Linked DNA regions of Homo sapiens: region 1 is linked to region 2. Evidence: chromatin contacts called from ENCODE Hi-C or POLR2A ChIA-PET data. All regions are on one chromosome and are shown on one strand. Each heading gives the region's core, a stretch centred on a gene start or an enhancer-like site at or near the end of the contact. The rest is flanking DNA. Distances are from core to core; before and after follow the strand shown. Region 1 has its middle 10 kb from the start of RTRAF. Region 2 overlaps GNG2 (G protein subunit gamma 2).

What was found. A loop is a pair of places that touch in the nucleus more often than their neighbours do. ChIA-PET counts read pairs that join two places held with the same protein, here RNA polymerase II (POLR2A). Pooled maps may share reads with other maps.
Region 1: a loop to region 2 is called in a pooled map, with 7 times the contacts of the local background. The contact joins two enhancer-like sites. A Hi-C loop is called at or near these places in 1 of 168 maps with a recorded cell type or tissue (natural killer cell) and 3 of 50 pooled maps. POLR2A ChIA-PET finds 5 or more read pairs at or near these places in 4 of 52 experiments (BJ, OCI-LY7, activated T-cell and 1 more).

The regions. Positions count from the first base shown.
Region 1 is chr14:51,977,202-51,980,921 of GRCh38, forward strand. No RefSeq gene overlaps it. Among named protein-coding and RNA genes, the nearest start is that of RTRAF, 10 kb to the right of the region's middle. Within about 2 kb of position 2,055, at least 5 of the 41 ENCODE cell types and tissues checked have a DNase peak (open chromatin) inside an H3K27ac peak, as active enhancers do.
Region 2 is chr14:51,938,354-51,941,843 of GRCh38, forward strand. The region is part of intron 2 of GNG2 (G protein subunit gamma 2); the gene reads left to right. Among named protein-coding and RNA genes, the nearest start is that of RTRAF, 49 kb to the right of the region's middle. Within about 2 kb of position 1,663, at least 5 of the 41 ENCODE cell types and tissues checked have a DNase peak (open chromatin) inside an H3K27ac peak, as active enhancers do.

The DNA.
Region 1 (3,720 bases), core at 805-3,304, 39 kb after region 2:
GAAATAGCTCAAAGGCAAGGAAAGGCACTGAGCTCCCACAGAATCAGAATTAGATAATTCCGAGTCAAGTGCTGAGGCTCATGCCTGTAGTCCCAGCTACTCAGAAGGCTGAGGCAGGAAGATCGGGCTGAGGCGGGAGGATCGCTTGAGCCCAGTCCAGCCTGGGAAACATAGCAAGACCCTGTTTCTAAAAACAAAAAAGAGAAAGAAAAAAAGAATTAGATAACTTGGAAGAGTAATACTATAAACAATGCATTGTTTTCTATTGAAGTACCGGTTTTTCCTTACTTTTGAGACCACTTCAGGTGCCAGGCACTGAGTTAAGCTAAGTAATTCAGAAAAAAGAAGAACTTAGTTTGTATCCTGTTCTCCAAGATCTTACAATCCATTCCTATTACATCCCATCACTAACACTAAAGAGCACCTCTTTTCTCACAGAAAGACATGGCATTTCTTAGGGCTTATCTCTATCTGTTGGGTAATAAAAGCTAACATCAATTTAGTGCCTACCGTGTTTTGGCTCTTAACACCCTCCCAAAAGCCTTATCAGATAATAATATCCCCTCACATTACAGAATAGGAAACAGAAGCTAGAGAGTTAAGTCCCATGTCCAGAATCTCAACCGGTAAGGTTGTTTTGAGGGCCCAAACCTCAGAAGATCCAGCTCCACCTTCACGCTCTCCCTTAATCTGGTGCGAAGTCAGCAAAGGGACTCCTCGTTGGCAAGAAACGCATGATGCAGTTAGTATTCACACCAGAAAGGGCAGTCATTTTGACCCTTGAGAATCATGTGTTTTTATTAAACCCCTTAACTCAGTCAGAATTTTTAACAGCACTTTGCTTAGTAATAGACATGGTAGGACCTGAAAGAGATGTTTTGGTTCCTTCATCTTTCTTGGTGGATAACTATTTCTAGACGGTCTAGGAAGAAGAATTTATAAAGGTATTCTCTCAGAGAGACATGGGCATTACAGATGGAGTTGAGAAGTTGTGCCGAGGGTTGGCTCAGAGCAGGAACTGGCAAACCACAGCCTATGGGCCAAATTTGGCTGGTTTTTAGATGGCCTATTAGCTAATAATGGTTTTACTGTTTTAATCATGGAAAATTGTTTAAAAATATTTTGTGACATGAAAATTATAGGAAATTCAAATTTCAGTGTCTATAAATTTTCATTAGAATACAGTCACACCCATTAGTTTCATGTTTTCTGTGCCTGCTTTTAAGCTACAAGGTTCATGCCGCAAGACAGCTTTCTAAAACAGATTTGGAAACCAGGGTGATGTTACAATTGGTCAAAGCAAAAATTTAAAAAGAGACATTTAAAGATCAGGAATACTGAAATGAATTTCCAAATGGATGCAAAACTGGCTTCTTTACTGAAGGGCAGACAAGTCAGTTGAGCTTCCACTAGACAGGATTCAGTTGCATGTCTAAAACAAGAATTCTGTTCCATTGCTATCAGTTATCTACAATTTACAGTTACAAAATAGCTCAAAGACAAGGAAAGGCACTGAGTTCCCACAGAATCAGAATGAGATAACTCAGAGCCAAGTGAAATGGCACGTCTGCAGTTCCAGCTACTCAGCCAAATAGTTCTTCTATTTGCAAGATTGTCATAGATACTGTATGGCCTACAAAAGTGAAAATATCTATTATCTGGCCTTCTACAGAAAAAGTTTGCCAATTCTGGCTTAGAGTGACCTTCTGTTTCAGAATAATTTCTCAGAAACACCAGAGTAAGTAGCTCAGAACGACTTCAAGATGGCATGTCCTAAAGGCCACAGGGCTCAGAATTACTGGGGGAAATTCTGTTATTTCAGGAGACTTGGTAAAAAGGCCAAACCCCACTAGAGGCTTGAAATCCTAGCCTGAATACCACTTTGGGAAGGTTCTCCGCTAGGTTTCCCGCAATTGGCACCGCTATCACTCCATGGCTGTTCTGGTTCATGTTCTGTGGAAATCCACTTGCCTTTACCATTCTTTACAATAATTACAGCTAAGTGGTGCCTCCTGTGTGGAATTTGCCATCCCTGACCGGAACAATCTTGCACATCGTTCTTCTTTCTCAAGAGCGCCCTCTGCTGGTCAGTTCTCAGAAGGCGCCACATCATCGCGTCTTTCGTCTGCAGATGCTCTTTGCAGCCAGAAGCCGAAGGTCATTTTGATCTAGAGAAGAAAGCATTTTGGCTATTGTCTCCATGGCTGTTCGAATTTTCATTCGAGTACATAGGCATTACTGCGTCAAGATGTAGAACTTCTTCACTGTAGAAGACGCTGAGAGAACAAAACTCCCTTTGAACGCAAACCTTTGAATGCAAAGTAATAATCCCTTAGGTAAGCAGGAAAGGCCTAGGTAAGCAATGCCCTGCTGCATGCTGGATCCCCAAATTACTTGATAATAAGGCAAAGCTGAGTGCATAGTTTCCACCATAAGGAAGTCTCAATAGGAGGAAAACAGGGTCTTATTTATGAAGACTCTGACGTCTGGTTTAAGGGAGATCTTTTAATGTAGGAGAGGGAGGTTGGATTAGAATTGGGTAAGGATTGTGACATAATAGTTTAGGATTGGTGGACACATCAAGGGAATGTGAATCTAGGAATGTAAACTGTCTGTTGATGACTTGAGACTTTCCAGAAAGTTCTCCCATGAAGCATAAAGATTTGCAACTTGGCTCTTCCAGGGCAAGAGTCTCTGGACTAGTAAAGTTATGGTCTTCAGTGTGATGAAATAGTAAATAGCTGGTTAGGGTTCTCAGCCTCATAAGATGGTGAATGTCATCGAGGAGGCCAATTGTGAATAGGATGTGAGTGTAGCCATTGCCCTGGTGACTTAGTACAAAATGTTGGGCCCGCTCTGGGCTTCCAGCTTTGTTAGGGGTGACTGGAAGTGTGTTTATACCTCTTTCAGTATGTTTGGACATGGCAGCTCTGCAGCTATAAGGTAGTCCACTAGGAAAAGGGATGATCTTTCTAGGCTGCTACGATACTGGTTTGACATGAGCATCTATGTTAGGCTGGAAGGTGCAAAGTGAATGAGAGACAGACCCTTGGGATCCTGCCCCAGCTGGGGAGGAGCTCTGCAGAGGCCCACATTAAAAAGCTACTGAAGGTGCACAGTGGACAGTGCCCAGGCTTGGTTGGATGTGGGGAAAAGTCAGGGAAACCTGCACATGGTTGAAGTCAAAACTGAGATTCAAAGGGTGATGGGAACTCACTAGGCTGGGAAAGGATCAAGGGAAATGCAAGAGAACAAGGGGGTTTATTGTGGAGGGTGAAATATTGACTTTTAGCCATGTTGGCTGTGAGGTAGAGAATGGGGCTAGCCCAAGAAATGCAAAATTGGAGCTTCTCTGAGAGGTGGGGATTGAACAAGTGGGTTTATACTCATGTTTAGGCAGGGAGAAAGAGGAAGGCATGGAAAATCCCTGGAAAAGCTAAAATAACCAAAGGAAAGAGCATAAATCAAGAGTAGAGGTACACACCCCCAAGGGAAAACTGTGATGCTTATGCTGCAGCATCAGTGGCTGATGAAAGCTGGCCAGCTTCAATGTTCCTATGCTTCTCTCTCTAGGGCCAGAGATTGTCAGAGGAGCCAGAAAACTATCTTGGGACATGAGCTTGTCCCAACGTCTCGGGGCCACCTGCCCAGTGGAGAGGGCCATGGACAACACAGAGGAATGTGCTTGAGAAAGGAAGGAAAAGAACTCCCCCACCTCAC
Region 2 (3,490 bases), core at 413-2,912:
TGTAATGTTTTAGGTCACAGTGTTTAGTAGTTGCTCAATAAACAGTGGTGGTCATTGTTTTCTGTTCATTCCCACTCCTTGTATAGCACTCCATAATTAACAATGTGCTGTCACAAACATTAGGCATGCATGTACAATCCAATAGTTGTTATCCCCACTTTAAGGCTGAGCAACTGAGGCCCAAAAAGATGAAATCATTTTCTCACTGTAAAACAGCTGGGAGTTTCAGAGCAGACTAGAATCCAGCTCTTCTGTCTCCTGGCACATGTTTTCTCACTATTATACCTAGTGTCATTTGTACCACTAGAAATATCCCCAGATAACACAGTGATGGCAAACAGTGAATTTCACACAAGGGGGTGGAAGAGGTCCAGTTCCTATTTGGGGAACTCAGCATCCTTTGTTCACCAAAGGATTTCTCATGTTATGATTTTGGAAGCCTAAGAGACCATCTAAGCAATGGCAAGGAAGCTCCACCAGGGTAGTCTCCCTGAACTACAGGGGTTGCCTGAGGTTTGAGAGACACTGAGGATTTAGGATGGAAGCAGTGTGAGTGGTTCGTTTTAATAAAGAAATTAATTAACCAATAGATAATTTCCTGCAAGGAGGCAGAAGGCTGCTGCCTTTCAGATCCCCCTTGCCTGCTGTTGCAGAGTATTAGGCATCCATAGGTTAAGAGAGCTATTTTTATGGAAACTAGTTCATTATTTCTCTTTTGTTGGAACCCTACTGGTTCATGGTCTGGGCTTCTGTATTAAAAAAAAAATCCAACATCCACAGTTCAAAGTATTAATCTTTTTTCCGTGGAGTGAACAAAGCCCACCTAGCGTCTAAGAATGCCAGCTCCCATTTATAGATACAAGCTGTTTCCTTATCCAAGTCTCAGATAAAAACTAAAAGCTTACATGTCATTTTAAAGTTGCAACATGGCCTATTCGTTTCATTTTACAAAATTTGTGAAATCCATGACTTTGAAGTCATTTTTCGAGGACTCTGTTTTTTGTCAGGGTTGTTAGAAACAGCTAACCAATGACCCTCTTTCCCAGAGGAAGGCTGCATCTTGTAAAGTTAATGTTTTCAAAACCAGCAGTTTACTGGAAAGCAGAGAGCTGTCATTTCAAATGATGGCTTCTGGCACCTGCGTGAGACAGGGAAGCCATGTTGCGTCTTACTCTCCACCCACACAGCATAGACGGCTCCCATGCTGATTTGAGGGAAGAAATACGTTGTTTTGTCTCTCTCCCACTTGGTAAGTGGCAACTTCCCAGTGAAACCGCATGGAAATAGTCCAGAGTGGATTTTAGGTTGCTCTGTCAATATGTTGCTCCCTTGGGTTATTTTCTTCCTTCTTGACCCCCACAGCAAGTTTGGTTGTTGGGGTTTCCACACTGGTCCTCATTTGCATTTGCTCTCCCTGTGCCATACAGGTCATAAAATTGCTGTTATGTATGTGAAAACGGCCAAATATACCATAGACCCCAGATTAGGATCAGTCTGGTGCCTCTGAAAATGTGAATTGAGAAGAACTGAAAGAAAATCTTTCCCTGGGGAGACTGCAGCCGAAACACCCTTCTGACGAATGTGCTGACCTAATCTAAGCCTCAATTTCCTTCAACAAGGGATGCATCGCTCACTTCCCTTGAGTTGTGAGAATGAAACAAGATAATGCGTTAAAGCCCTTGGCCCAGTTCCTGGCATGTGGCGAGCTCTTGGTCCATAAGCAAATCTTCGTATTAGTGTGAGTTCCTGGTCCTCCATGAAAGAACAAAGCTTTTGGCCTGTAAAATCTAATTTCTGGAAATGAGAAGCACTAAAAAGAAGAGGAGTGGGGACGGAGTGGGGAGGCACTTGGAAGGCTCCTGTTTTGTTTTGTTTTGTTGACAAATTCATTCTTCATCTTAGCCAGCGCCATGGAGTGAGTCCAGCTCTCTGTGTCTGGCCCCGCTGTGAACCCCCTGAGGCTATCCACAGTTGGATATCTTCCTGTTCCTTCCCTGCCCTACCCTCTTCAAATGCAAACTTGGGGGGGCTCAAGATTATTCCATACCCTTTATCTCCAAGCTAGTCCATGCCTGTTGGTATAGACATCTACCCTACACACACCTGCCCGCACCCTCTCTATTCTCATCTCCTTTTTTGTTCTTCATCTCAAACCTCCACACTGCTGCTCAAAAATGAACAAAGGTGAATGAGGAAACCAGGGCATCATGACACCTAAAAGATCTTTGTGACTTCCCAGTTGTTGAAAGACATGATTGGGAAAGAGTGACTGAGTGTGCAAGGTGGATTCCAACCCAGATCCTCCGGGGCTTGTAAGAGTTGAGAGAAAAGCAGTAAGTGTCCCAATAAATCTTTATTGATTTAAAATCTGCTTAGTGACTGAGAAGCCAAAAGAAATTAGTGTTTGCTGATTAGTAGAGATTGAAATGTGCTATTTTAGTATTTTCAGGTCAAAGTGATGAACTGGCAATAGAAAAAGGTGCCTGACAAACAACGACCCTGAAACCTGGCAGGCCGATATTTTGCAATTATTACTTGATTCACAATTCACATTGCAGCCACTATTGATAAGTTCACTAGAGTTCTGTTTGTGAAAGCCCTTTAGAGGAATGGATATTAACAGTATTTTAGTATATATTATCTAATATTAGTATATATACCAATCTAATTAATGTATATAAATATCAATTTTATGTTGTGTGTATATATACATCATTTAGTAGTATATAATATAGCATATGTTAGTATATATAATATCAATTTGATGATGGATTACTTACTTGCTGCAGAATAAATTAGAGTAAGGATCAAAAAAAGTGAGTGGCAAAAATGACCAAACTAAACATGGGTTATGGTATGAGCAATTAACAAAGACATTTATCCAGATGACTAATTGCAAAAGCTCTGACAAATTCTAAATTGGAACATCGTGAAATTAGTCTGCTAATTCAAAAGCAACTTATAAACAATCACCAAAGATGTGGCTGACTGACAAACAAGAATAATAAAAATATTAAGTGACTGAGAGACTATAAACCTCCAATTTGTATTCTAGACAGAAAAATTGTTTTATTGCCAATGTAATCCTAACTTGTAAATACACAAAACAAAATCTCTCAGCACCTACTGCAAATACCAAAACACAGTCCTGAGAAACATACAGTTGTAATTGAAATTACAGGCCTTAGGGAAGTCTGTCTGGATGCCACCCTTGAAAAACACCATTGAAGTATGAAAAGGATGGAATCCTCCACAATTAACCTACACACTCTCCACCCATTAACAAACCATTTATTTATCTTTGTGCCACAGAAATAAGGGGTTGTGTGTTTATTACTAAGCCTAAATGACAAGAAAATGTATGGTTTCTTAACAGAAAAGTTCCTTCTGAAAGAAATTAAAGTGCTGAATGTGTTTTTAGAAAATGAAATCTCCTCTAATGGTTATTGTTCCATAACAGGCCTATTTTTCATGTTTCTTGTTGGTTGGG